2 separate regions of the Homo sapiens genome follow, and region 2 is linked to region 1. The links are chromatin contacts, found by POLR2A ChIA-PET in ENCODE. All regions are on one chromosome and are shown on one strand. Each heading gives the region's core, a stretch centred on a gene start or an enhancer-like site at or near the end of the contact. The rest is flanking DNA. Distances are from core to core; before and after follow the strand shown. Region 1 overlaps ACTN4 (actinin alpha 4). Region 2 overlaps CEACAM1 (CEA cell adhesion molecule 1).

Evidence for each region. ChIA-PET counts read pairs that join two places held with the same protein, here RNA polymerase II (POLR2A).
Region 2: POLR2A ChIA-PET joins it to region 1 with 10 read pairs in activated naive CD4-positive, alpha-beta T cell. The contact joins two enhancer-like sites. POLR2A ChIA-PET finds 5 or more read pairs at or near these places in 2 of 52 experiments (HEK293T and activated naive CD4-positive, alpha-beta T cell).

What each region holds. Positions count from the first base shown.
Region 1 is chr19:38,667,247-38,674,133 of GRCh38, forward strand. All of the region lies in intron 1 of ACTN4 (actinin alpha 4), which reads left to right. Among named protein-coding and RNA genes, the nearest start is that of ACTN4, 23 kb to the left of the region's middle. RefSeq lists an enhancer at 751-830. Within about 2 kb of position 2,430, at least 5 of the 41 ENCODE cell types and tissues checked have a DNase peak (open chromatin) inside an H3K27ac peak, as active enhancers do.
Region 2 is chr19:42,509,979-42,516,865 of GRCh38, forward strand. It overlaps CEACAM1 (CEA cell adhesion molecule 1), which reads right to left. Exons shown (of 9, transcript NM_001712.5): 6 at 2,372-2,501; 7 at 1,598-1,650; 8 at 911-942. All of the region lies in intron 2 of LIPE-AS1 (LIPE antisense RNA 1), which reads left to right. Among named protein-coding and RNA genes, the nearest start is that of CEACAM1, 15 kb to the right of the region's middle. RefSeq lists an enhancer at 2,419-2,608. Within about 2 kb of position 3,098, at least 2 of the 41 ENCODE cell types and tissues checked have a DNase peak (open chromatin) inside an H3K27ac peak, as active enhancers do.

The DNA.
Region 1 (6,887 bases), core at 1,180-3,679:
GGCAAACCTAGGGTGATGTCATTGTTCGAAGCTGTCACCGCCAAGCCTCTGGCCTTGGGGCGAGGAGAGTTGGTGGGATTAAAAAATGAGTGTGTGTATGTGTGTGTGTGTTTAGCAGTCTCTAAAGAGGCGAGTCAAGGGAAAATCCTAGCGGGAGAAAAATCACAAGGGGTGGGGGGTGTCTCAGAAATATTCTTAGCTGGGTTCAACTTTCCTCGTTTTTCTAAGTTTAAAAAATCCTCTCTTACTATTTTTGCTCATCAAAATGCTGCTGCTTTTTCAGAGACAGCCTTTTTTGAGCCATTCCCTATTTAGTGTTTTGGGTAATTGGCTGTTACAGTATGGAATTTGTGGCCCAAAGGCAGCGTGGTAAGTTAGACACTAGGTGCACGGTGCCCCATTGTTATGAAGTGTGGAAACTGAGACGCTGGACTAGTCTGATGTATCTGTTTCTTCCACCAAAAAAAAAAAAAAACCATTTTGGAGAACTACCCAATGCCAGTGACTTGGCATCTCTGAGTCGCTAATCTTCCCATGTGCCTCCAGGAACCGTCTGGAGCGTCCCTGAAAAAAGGACAAGGTTTGTATCTTGTCATTTTTCCTCTGGCTGGAAGTCTAAGAGGTATAAACACAGTCTTAAAATGAAAGCAACAAAAATAAACTCAAAGCAGCCCTGCGTGAAGGCATTAATGCAAAATATGCAAGCTGGCTTCCTATTTATACGGCGGAAGGCAGTCAGAAGAGCCAGGCCTGGTTAAGGAAGGAGTTATGTCTCTGGAGGTGCCTGTTCCTTAGAATTACAAATAAACCCTGGGTGATTACTCAGATGAGGTTGTAATGTGGTGTCTCATTTCATGCTTTGCACAGTCCAGTTTCTTGATGGAACCAACGGCCTCTGAAATGCTAATGCAGGATCAGGATACAGTTAGAGTGCCCCCCTTCCTGTGCCCCTCCTAACATCCTAACAGCTTTAGAAGGAAGTTTGAAGATTAAACAGGAGAGCCATGTAAGTTTCCTGTGATCCTAGATCCTGTGATTTGTTAATATTCTTTCTCTTCAATCCACCTGACATTTACCCAGATACCATATTAGGCTTGGAGATACAACAAGAAAGAAAACCAACCCAACCCTGTCCTTAAAGAAAAGATGGACGATGAAGGGCCAGGCGCAGTGGCTCACTCCTGTAATCCCAGCACTTTGGGAGGCCAAGGCGCACAGATCACGAGGTCGGGAGTTTGAGACCATCCTGGCCAACATGGTGATACCCCGTCTCTACTAAAATACAAAACATTAGCTGGGCATGGTGGTGCGCGCCTGTAGTCCCAGCTACTCAGGAGGCTGAGGCAGGGGAATTGCTTGAACCTGAGAGGCGGAGGTTGCAGTGAGCCGAGGTCGTGCCACTGCACTCCAGCCTGGCAAGAGAGTGAGACTCCATCGCAAAAAAAGAAAAAAGAAAAAAAGAAAAGATGGACAATGAATTGCATGATGGAAGTGAACAGTGTTAGGGCGATATGCAGATGTAAATGTGGTCTTGTTTTACTGCTCACTGACTTACTGAAGTAAACCCATTGACTTCGCCTTCATGGGTTTGAAAAGGGTTTTTCCAATGTGCTCTGTGTGTCTCGGAGCTCAGGTGTTCAGAGCTGCCTCCCTTATAAATCGACCTCCAGGAGAGTTGTGTGTTTGGTTCTTGGTGTATGGTTTCGTAGGCTCCCCAGGGCTGAGGAGTCACCTTGGGATCCAGCTTTTTTTCTTTTTTCGAGACAGTCTCTCCCTGTCGCCCAGGCTGAAATGCAGTGGTATGCACTTGGCTCACTGCAACCTCTGTCTCCTGGGTTCAAGCGATTCTCCTACCTCAGCCTCCCAACTAGCTGGGATTACAGACGCCTGCCACCGTGCCCAGCTAATTTTTGTATTTTTAGTAGAGACGGGGTTTCACCATGTTGGCCAGATTGGTCTCGAATTCCTGACCTCAGGTGATCCACTGCCTTGGCCTCCCAAAGTGCTGGGATTACAGGCGTGAGTCACCGCGCCCAGCCAAAATCCAGCTTTTTCTTAGTTCCTGGCTTGGGGCATGTTGCTGGAAAGGAATGACAGATTGAGGCAAGAAGGAGGCAAGAAGGATGCATCTCCTGGCCAAGGAAACTAGAGTTTGGAGGTGTCCCCTGTCAATGGCATCTGAAGAATTTCTACATTGGAAAGGCATAGGTGACCCAGTCTGGTTTGGAGTAGATGGGACTGGGTAGGGGACTAGTCTTGAAGCTGCAAGCATGCTGTTTTTACTTAGAGCACAGGTAGCTGGGGAGGAGATCACTGTGGTGTGGGTGGCAGAAGCCATCCCTAGCCATCACCTAGGAAGATGGTGGCCCTTGGGTTGCCCGAGCTGCTGCTTGTTTTAGTAGCTGCATTTGGTGCCACATTTTTGTGGTAACTGCCAGGAAGCGGAGCCCAGCGTGGCCTCAGGAAGTTGGTGAGGTTTGCACCACTTTTTAACAGGCTGGTAACAGTGCCGGAGCTGACACCCTCATGGTTGCAGCCCTGGGATTTTGTTATTTGGGGACACTTTGGAATATGTCACTCAGAATGCTGGCTCACTAGCTCCACAAGCAAAAGACTCCTTGGGTAGCTGGAAGCAAGCGTTGGGGGAAGGAGGGAGAGGCAATTGCAGTCCAGCCAAGAATCTCAAGGCTCAGTCTTCAATGTATGGAAACTTCAGTCCTTTTCTGATCTTTAGTGGAAATAGCTGTTCACTCTTAGCGCCAATTGGAAAGTGTTGGCAGCTGAAGGGGGTCGTTCCTCAGGGGTCCCCAGAGCCAGTGTATCTGGTATTTCTAACATTTTCCTAGCCACCCCTTTCTCCTCCATATGCCCCTCCCAGCCCCACCATTCAGATAGGGTGGCTGGAAAGAACATCTCCTAGGTCCTCTAGGAAACTTGGTGTTTCCACTCAAGGGAGTTGGGGATCACGTAACACCCTCCACTTCCACCTGGGATTTCAGGCCATCTGTGGGAGTGCAAGAGCATGGTGGGGTGGAGGTCACAGGAAGGTGGAAGCAAAGCCAGGGCAGCTCCACATGCAGCCCCCTTTCAGGAACAGCAAGGATAGGCCGGCCTGTATCTTGTTGCTCAGAGCAGGTGATCCTGTCATTTGGACCCTTGTGAGGAGAATGGATGTGAGTGTGCACCTGGTTCTCTTCTCCTGGGGCTGAGGGACTGTGGTCTTGGATTATCACATGGTAGGTGAGGTGACAAAATGGAGGGAAGTAGCCTGGGTGGGGACTGGGGTGGCCACTGCAGAGCTCTAGCTGATGGTGGCCAGGTGGGAATGGGGACCTGGGACTTCACGAAGCTGGAAATGGAGAGTTTTATGGGGCATTTCATTCAACTTAAAAACCTGGCCGGGTACAGTGGCTCACGCCTGTAATCCCAGCACTTTGGGAGGCTGAGGAGGGTGGATCACGAGGTCAGGAGATTGAGACCATCCTGGCCAACATGGTGAAACCCCATCTCTACTAAAAATACAAAAATTAGCTGAGCGTGGTGGCTTGTGCTTGTAATCCCAGCTACTCGGGAGGCTGAGGCAGGAGAATCCCTTGAACCAGGGCGTCGGAGGTTGCAGTGAGCTGAGATGTCGCCATTGCACTCCAGCCTGGTGACAGAGCAATACTCCAACTTAAAAAAAAAAAAAAAAACCTGCAGGCCATACAAAATAGGGCCTATTGGGTGTGAAGAGCTACCCATTTGTGACCCCTAACCTTGCATGGTCTTGACCCTGTCTCTGCCTCTCCTCTAGTCTCCCCTTTCCTCTTGTCTGAATTGCTGCTGCTTAATCCTCTCACTAGGAGCGAGAAAATTGTACTTTGCCCCTTAGTGACAGCTCTGATAAAAGGTGGTTGAAGTGGATGGTAGTAAAAAGGGTTTGCTTTAGCTGTGGTTTTCCAGCCTCCGGACTCCTCCCCCTTTCCCATCACCATAGATAATTAAGAGTTGACTCCTCAAAATTCCTCCCACCATATTGCATATTTTTAGGCTTCAGGTTTTTGTGAACCAAAATAGTGGAAAGTTTTTTTGTTTGTTTGTTTTGGGTAGCCCAAAGCAACACTTTTCTACAGAGGCAGCCATTCTGCACGCACAATAACCTGGTGAACAATGCCAGCTTTCTATTAATAAATGAACTGCCAGTTCAGAATTTGTACCCATGTGGCAGATGGACAGAAATAGTTTCTTTAGGATTGATCTCTTAAATTTGACTTTGGGAAGATACTGGCAGTCCAGGTTTTGTGACAGAGATCCATCCTGAGATCTTTGTAAATGGAAAAGCCTGAATGCAGCGTTTCTTATTGATAGGAGAGTTGATGGATTTCAGGAAAATGGGATATAGTAGATGTGCAATGAATTTGTTGACTTGGAAACAAATTTGGACACTTATCCCTGAAAACTTCAGGCCATTTTTTCCTAAACTCTAATTGAGTCCCTGTGATTGGAGTACTAGCCCCACAGTCCTTATCAAACTTCGCATTTGGAGCAGGCAGTCTGTCTGGGAAAAGCCAGGAAGCTCGCCATGAAGGCATCGCCCTCTGCTTTTAACTTTTTTAGGCTCTGTTACCTCTGCACTGGCTTGAGTATTTCCTGGCTCAATTGTTTCTCAGGCTGGCCTTGAGTCCTTAGATGTTATTTGTGTGCCTAGAAATAGCTGGAAGAAAAATGGTTGTAATGCTTTGCATTGCTCACTGCTCTCCATGGATGGAAATTCTGTGAGGGAAAGAGGGCTTTCCACCCAGAAAAAGAGCTGGGCAGCGTAGACTTCATTGTCCTGCTGGCCTGTCATGTTATTCTGCTATACTACAGCGATTAGGATGAGAGAGTTTCTCGCTCTCCCTGGGTGTGCCACCTAAGGTACATTAGGGTAGGGACGAACATGGCGGGAGTTCTCATAGTGGGCTTTCCTGCCAGACGTATGGCCCACACAGCAGTATTTCTTACATGTGGTTCTTTTTTTTTTTTTTTTTTTTGAGACGGAGTCTTTCTCTGTCGCCTAGGCTGGAGTACAGTGGCGTGATATCGGCTTACTGCAACCTCCACCTCCCAGGTTCAAGCAATTCTCCTGCCTCAGCCTCCTGAGTAGCTGGGACCACAGATGCATGCCACCACACCTGGCTAATTTTTGTATTTTTAGTAGAGACGTGGTTTCTCCATGTTGGCCAGGCTGGTCTTGAACTCCTGACCTCAAGTGACCCACTCGCCTTGGCTTCCCAAAGTGTTGGGATTACAGGTGTGAGCTACCACACCCTGCCAAGGTTCTATTATTTGATCTATGTTCTTTGTTTGTTTGTTTGTTTGTTTTGAGATGGAGTTTCGCTCTTGTTGCCCAGGCTGGAGTGTAATGGCACGATCTCGGCTCACCGCAACCTCTGTCTCCCGGGTTCAAGCAATTCTCCTGCCTCAGCCTCCTGAGTAGCTGGGATAACAGGCATGTGCCACCACACCCGGCTAATTTTGTATTTTTAGTAGAGACGGGGTTTCTCCATGTTGGTCAGGCTGGTCTCAAACTCCTGAACTCAAGTGATCCACCTGCCTTGGCCTCCCAAAGTGTTGGGATTACAGGCGTGAGCCACCATGCCCGGCCCCTGTAACCATTTTTAAGTGATTGATCATCTCAGCATGATTGATGGAGATGATGGGGTTGGCCATCCATTCTTTTTTTTTTTTTTTTTTGGAGACAGTCTCACTCTGTCTCCAAGGCTGGAGTGCAGTGGCACAATCTTGGCTCACTACAACCTCTGCCTCCTGGGTTCAAGCGATTCTTCTGCCTCAGCTTCCCAATTAGCTGAGATTACATGCATGCACCACCATGCCTGGCCAGTTTTTGTGTTTTTAATAGAGACAGGGTTTTATCATGTTGGCCAGGCTGGTCTCAAGCCCCTGACCTCAGGTGATCCCCCCACCTCAGCCTCCCAAAGTGCTAGGATTACAGGCATGAGCCACCACACCCGGCCTATTCATCATTTATTGAGCATTTATTTATACCCACTATGTGCCGTAAACAAGGTGCTGAGTAATGAGATGTGAACAGAATAGTCCTTCTTCTTGTCCTCATGGAGCACACAGCCTAGTCGGGGACAATAGGCATTAAAAAATACCAACAATGAAAACCCAAGACATACATAGAGTGTTCCAAATTGTGGTTTTATTTTTTATATATATATATTCATATATATTTATATATATTTATATATATATTCATATATATTTATATATATGAATATATATTTATATATATTCATATATACTTATATATATTTATATATACTTATATATATTTATATATATTCATATATATTTATATATATTCATATATATTCATTTATATTTATATATATTCATATATATTTATATATATTTATATATTTATATATATTATATATATTTATATATTTATATATATTATATATATTTATATATTTATATATTTATATATACTTATATATATTTATATATTTATATATATTTTTATATATATATATTTATATATGTATAATTTTTTTTTTTTTTTTTTTTGTGATGGAGTCTCTATCACCCAGGCTGGAGTGCAGTAGCGTGATCTCAGCTCACTGCAACCTCTGCCTCCCAGGTTCAAGCAATTCTCTGCCTCAGCCTCCTGAGTAGCTGGGATTACAGGTGCCTGCCACCACGTCCGGCTAATTTTTGTATTTTTAGTAGAGATGGGATTTCACCATCTTGGCCAGGCTGGTCTTGAACTCCTGACCTTGTGATCTACCCGCCTCGGCCTCCCAAAGTGCTGGGATTACAGGCGTGAGCCACTGCGCCCGGTGTGATTATTTTTATGAAGGAAAAGACCAGAGTCCTTTAAGAGGGGACAGTGGGGG
Region 2 (6,887 bases), core at 1,848-4,347, 3.8 Mb after region 1:
TGCTTACCTGGGTGTGTTCAACTTGTGAAAGTTCATACATTGTGAAAGTATAATTATGATTTAGCACTTTTCAGTATGTATGTTTGCTCTATTGAAAAGGTAAAATGAAAACTTCTTTTTTTTTTGAGACAGAGTTTCCCTCTGTCGCCCAGGCTGGAGCGCAATGGCGCAATCTTGGCTCACTGCAAACTCCACCTCCTGGGTTCACGCCATTCTCCTGCCTCAGCCTCCCAAGTAGCTGGGACTACAGGCGCCCGCCACCACAGCTGGCTAATTTTTTTGTATTTTTAGTAGAGCTGGGGTTTCACCATGTTAGCCAGAATGGTCTCGATCTCCTGACCTTGTGTTTCACCTGCCTTGGCCTCCCAAAGTGCTGGGATTACAGGCATGAGCCACTGTGCCTGGCCATAAAATGAAAAATTCTATAAAATTATTATTAAAAAACAGGATCTCAGATCTATTAAAATTGAAATTATCCTTTTGACAATAAGAGCAGGATCAGACTGAAGGTAGGGGAGTGAGAATGATTCAGTGCCTTCCTTTTTTAGGCCATTGTGCTGGGTGCTCTTTGTAGGTTATCTCGTTTAATCCCTTCAACTTCTCTTTGAAGTAGGCAGAATGCCCATTTTACAGATGACAAAGCTGATGATCAAAGAGGTTAAGTTACTTGACAAGGGTCACAGAGCTACTAAGAGTCACATCCAGTATTCAGACACAGGATGGGAATAATTCCAAAATGCATGTTCTTGCTGCAAAGTAGACTCATGGGAGTGATTACAAATACGTCTTTGTTGTTGCACTGAGGAACATTAACCCAAACTTGATGTTACATTGTGTCTTCATGAATAATCAATTCTACACAGAATCATTTCCATGAGAAAATAAGCCCATGAAAACCGGCTATGCTTACCTTGTTAGGTGGGTCATTGGAGTGGTCCTGAGCTGGAGAAGCAAAAGAAGAGTTAGCGATCCATGGAAATGCAAAGCTGACTTCAGGTGATTCTAGCTGAAGGAGGTGGCAGTTGGAGGGTGGGGAGTTTAAGGATCAGTTAAGGAATTTACTTCCCTCAGAGTGTATGGTCCAGACCCAGCATGTTAGTACCAGAGAGGGGGCAGGGGCAGAACCACAGGAGGCCACAATCCACTTGTGAAGAGTTCTACCAGTTCACAAGGCCTTGATTTTTGCCCAGATGTGTTTCTCAGCAACATGCTCCAGTGGCAAGGAGGGGCATTGAGACTTGTAGCACCCACAGCACCCACAAGATAAGGAAAGTCTCACCAAGGGAGAGTGCCCACATCCGTAATAGAGGCAGGAGGCGGAAGGAGTAAGGCTGAGGAAATGGCTCCTGGAAACATGGGATCTTCCTCAGGCCTGCCTGGCCTAGGCAGAGTGAGCCTCTCTCCTCAGATGTGTCTCAGGGGACTCCTGTGGCTAGGAAGGGTGGGAAGACCTATGCCACCTTAGGGTTGGGAAATAGAGATCCTTTCTGTGAAAATTCAGAAGGGAGGGAGTGGTTTGGGAATCCAGGATTCCCTGCCAGGGGAGGGCACGTGGTGGAACATACCAGTTCTCACTGGGGTAAGTGGCTTTACTTACTGTGGTTGGAGACTGAGGGTTTGTGCTCTGTGAGATCACGCTGGTCGCTTGCCCTAAATAAATATCAGAAACTGTGACTGCTATTCCCAAGCACAGGATCTTTGTTCCGTAAGTTAGGAAGGACACTGTGAGCAGGTAATTCCTTAGAGTCCTTGATGTTCATACTGCCTTTCTTCTGAGGGCCTCGTTCTTCAGTCTAACTACAATCCCTTCTAGTGTTTACTCTTTTCCTGTTTGCTGGATGTTCACATTTCATTTCATTCTTTATCAGCTGCTTCTGTGCCTACTTCTATCCTTAAAACCTTTCCCATTTTGTTTTCCGGGGTAGATACTTTTTTTTTTTTCTCTATTTATTGTTCAAGAGGACTTTGGTTGTTTTTGCTTTCTCTTAGGTTCTCTTCCTATGCTATTTCTCCCTCCTCTTCCAATGTGGTCAACAGAGCACATGACTTGCTTTCTCCTGCTGCTTCTTTCATTTTTTCATTTGTTTTCCTTCTTAGACCTTGCTTTCCCTGACTAGGGGACAGAGGAACATACTTGAGTCTCTTCCTCTAGATTAGATGGGGATTGGAATACCCATGTCCAAGAGATAATGGGAGACAGGGAGCACGAAGACCAGGGAAGAGGAAACCTGTGGGAATTAGTGCCGAGAAGCAGGAGTTTAGTGGGAGGAGTATGAGATCCAGGCCCAGAGACAGGCAAAGAATTCTTTCCCTCTCCCAAGCATGGCAGTCAGCCTTGGAGGAAACAGAACAAGAGGAAAGGCCATCATACCTGCCGGTCTTCCCGAAATGCAGAAAACATGCCAGGGCTACTGCTATCAGAGCAACCAGGGCCACTACTCCAATCACAATGCCAGCAATGGCCCCAGGTGAGAGGCCATTTTCTTGTGGTAGAGCATTATCTGTCATGGAGAGAAAAGAGGAGAAGAAATGAAAGTGAAATTATTTTACAATGGGGGCTGGGAAACAACTCTCAGAATGAAGTAGTTTCTAATTGTTCCTTCAAGGAATACAGTTTCGTTGTGGGAAGGTTGCTGGAAGGTGATTAGCTAACTATATCCTTGCAATTTTTTTTTTTCAATCACCATGTTTCTTTTTTTCTTTTCTTTTTTTTTTTTGAGACAGAGTCTTGCTCTGTCTCTCAGGCTGGAGTGCAGTAGCATGATCTTGGCTCACTGCAACCTCCGCCTCCCAGGTTCAAGCGATTCTCCTGCCTCAGGCTGGACTACAGGCACGTGCCACCACACCTGGCTAATTTCTGTATTTTTTTAGTAGAGACGGGGTTTCACCATATTGGTCAGACTGGTCTTGAACTCCTGACCTCATGATCCGCCTGCCTCGGCCTCCCAAAGTGCTTGGATTATAGGCGTGAGCCACTGCGCCCAACCCCAGTCACCATGTTTCTAGGTTGATGATCTCTCTTCTGCCAATTCCACCCTGGCTTTTCTGCGCTCAGCCATTTTTAAGGCTTTGAAATATGAGAAAGGCTGATTGCTATTTTGTATGTGATTAGAACTTTCCACCTTTTTCGTGGTTGCATCTTTTTCTCAGTGTCTCAGTTGTGGCAGTTGGTGCATTCTGAATTCACCACCTCTTTTGCATAGAGAACTGGCTTCCCACAGGCTCCCAGCAGGGGTATGAAAGCTAGCCCAGTTTTGTGTGACTGTTTTATTCTGAAGTGTGAATGGCTGGAGGACTCCCTGTCAGCCTTGCAGAAATGCTCTTAGAACTGCACTGCAGGCCGGGCGCGGTGGCTGACGCCTGTAATCCCAGAACTTTGGGAGGCTGAGGCGGGTGGATCACGAGGTCAGGAGTTCAAGACCAGCCTGGCCAAGATGGTGAAACCCTATCTCTACTAAAAATACAAAATTTAGCTGGGTGCGGTGGCAGGTGCCTATAATCCCAGCTACTTGAGAGGCTGAGGCAGGAGAATCGCTTGAACCCGGGGGGCAGAGGTTTCAGTGAGCCGAGATCACACTACTGCACTCAAGCCTGGGCAACAGAGTGAGACTCTGTCTCAAAAAACAAACAAACAAAAACTGCACTTCAATCTAAAACTTCCTTCCTCTCTTTCTCTTCCACAGGAATCAGATCTGCATCATGGTCTGAGGTTCCTCTCACTCTCGCCTTACTTTCCCTCACAGGCATTTTCCCCAATAAATTATCTCGTATGTTTAATCCCATCTTCACTGTATCTCAGTAGATGGAAACTAACATACCAGGCTTGAGACTTTGCTTTACCTCCTTTTTTCCCCCTTTCCCATATTTGATCATAGCCATGTCCCAGTGGGTTTCTTGTATAATGCTTCTCCCTCCATATATATATATATATATATATATAATATATAAATAATACCTTTTGCATCTATTTCTTCTTCTTCTTTTTTTTTTTTTTTTTTTTTGAGGCAGGTTCTCACTCTATCACCCAGGCTGGAGTGCAGTGGCACAATCATGGCTCATTGTAGCCTCTTGGGATCAAGTGATCCTCCCACCTCAGTCTCCTCAGTAGCTGAGACTATAAGCACATGCCACCACACCTGGCTAATTTTTTTCTTTCTTTTTTTTTTTTTTGAGACCGAGTTTTGCTCTTGTTGCCTAGGCTAGAGTGCAATGGCGTGATCTCGGCTCACTGCAACCTCTGCCTCCCAGGTTCAAGCGATTCTCCTACCTCAGCCTCCTGAATTGCTGGGATTACAGGCATGCGCCACCACGCCTGGCTAATTTTGTATTTTTAGTAGAGACGGGGTTTCTCCATCCTGGTCAGGCTGGTCTTGAACTCCCGACCTCAGGTGACCCGCCTGCCTCAACCTCCCAAAGTGTTGGGATTACAGGCGTGAGCCACCACGCCCACCCACCTGGCTAATTAAAAAAAAATAATTTTTGTAGAGATAGGGTTCCACTATATTGCCTAGGCTGGTCTTGGATTCCTGGGCTCAAGAGATCCTCCAGCCTCGGCCTCCCAAATGTTGGGATTACAGGTGTGAGCCACTGTGTCTAGCCTATTTCTTGTTTATATCTGTTGCAACTATTTGGGGCTTAACCCTCACCAGTCAACTCAGGCTGGTGACTAATGCTATGTTAGCTACTTTTGTGGAGTACTTCCTGTGTGCCAGGCCCTGTGCTGCTAAATGCTTTACATGTATCTTATTTGATCCATAAAATAGTGCTGTCAGGTAGACATTATTTCCATTTTAAACATGAAAAAATGGAAGCTTAGAGTGGTAAAAGGCTTACCTAAAGTCAGATGGCTAGTGAGAGGTGGATCTGAGATTTGACCCTAGGACTACCTGATTTCAAGGCTAATGATAATAGTAGTAGTAATAGCAGCTAACATTTATGAAACATTTCCTCTGTGTGTGGTGTTTTGCTGAAGGTTTATTATTACATTAAATCTTTAAAATAACACTATGGGGCCAGGCGTGGTGGCTCACACCTGTAATCTCAGCACTTTGGGAAACAGATGGGAGGATTGCTTGAGCCCAGGAGTTCGAGTCCAGCCTGGGTAACATGGTGAGATTCTGTCTCTCTGAAAACAAAAATAAAAATAAATTAGCCAGATGTGGTAGTATGTACTACTTAGGAGGCTAAGGTGAGGGAATTGCTTGAGCCCAGGAGGTTGAGGCTGCAGTGAGCTGTGTTTGCACCACTGCACTCCAGTCTGGGTGACAGAGTGACACCCTGTCTCAAAAACAAAACAAAAACCCCAAACCCGTGCAATACTATGGAGCAGGCATTCACAGTGCAATTTTCGGTTGAGGAATCCGAGGCTCAGAGTAGTTAAGAATCTTGTGCAAGAAAGAAATTTATAACTGTAGGCCAGGTACAGTGGTGTATGACTGTAATCCCAGCAATTTGGGAGGCTGAGGCAGGTGTATCACTTGAGCTCAGGAATTTGAGACCAGCTGGGCAAGATGGTGAAACCCTGTCTCTACAAAAAATTACAAAAATTAGCCGGAGGTGGTAGTGCTTGTCTGTAGTTTCAGCTACCCAGGAGGCTGAAGCAGGAGGATTGCTTGAACCCGGGAAGTTGAGGCTGTGGTGAGCCATGATCAGCCTCGGTGACAGAGTGAGAACCTGTCTCAAACCGAAAAAAAAAAGTTGTTCTTCAAAAAAGATCACTATAATTGACAACTGTTAATTAGATTGACTAAGAAAGAAAGAAGATTCAAATTACTAAAGTCAGAAATGAAAGTAAAACATTACTACTAATTCTGCAGAAATAATAAGGATTATAAGAGTACTATGAGTAATTGAATGCCAACAAATTGGATAACCTGGATGAAATGAACAAATTCCTAGAAACACAAAACCTGCCATGATAGAATCATGAATAAATAGAAAATCTGAATAGACCTATAACCAGTAATGAAAATGAGTCGATAAAAGCATTTGACAAAATTCAACATTCTTTCATGCTAAAAAACACTGAAACTAGGAATAGAAGGAAATTCTCAACATAATAAATGCTACATGTGAAAACCCCCAGCTACCATCATAGTCAATGGTGAAAGATTGAAAACTTTTCCTTTAAGATCAAGAACAAGACAAGGATGCCTGCTTTTGCCATTTCTATTCAATGTAGTATTGGAAGACCTAGACAGAACAATTAGGCAAGAAAAAAAAAGCATCTAGATTGGAAAGAAGTAAAATTATACCTGTTTGCAGAATACACTAACTTATATATAGAAAACCCTAGAGATTCCACAAAAAAACTGTTAGAATAATAAATTTAGCAAAGTGGCAGGATACAAAATCCACATGCAAAAATCAGTTGTATTTTTGTATACTAATAACAATTCAAAGGAAAATTAAGAAAAAAATTCTATTTATAAGAGCTTTAAAAATACTTAGAAATAAACTTAACCAAAGAGGTGAAAGATTTGTACCCTGAAAATACAAAACATTGCCAAAAGAAATTAAATAAGACATAAATTGAAAAGACACCCCATTTTCATGGATTAGAAGACTTAATATTGTTAAGATGACAGTACTACCCAAAGTGATCTACAGATTCAGTGCAATCTCTATCAAAATTCCAGTAATATTTTTTGCAGAAATAGAAAAATTCATTCTAAAATTTATATAGACTCTGAAGGGACCATGGATAGCCAAAGCAATCTTGAAAAAGAACAAAGTTGAAGGGCTCACACTTCCTGGTTTCAAAATTTTTTACAAAGCTATGGTAATCATCACACCTGTAATCTTAGCACTTTGGGAGGTGGAGGCGGGTGGATTGCTTGAGCTCAGGAGTTTGAGACCAGCCTTGGCAACATGGTGAAACGCCATCT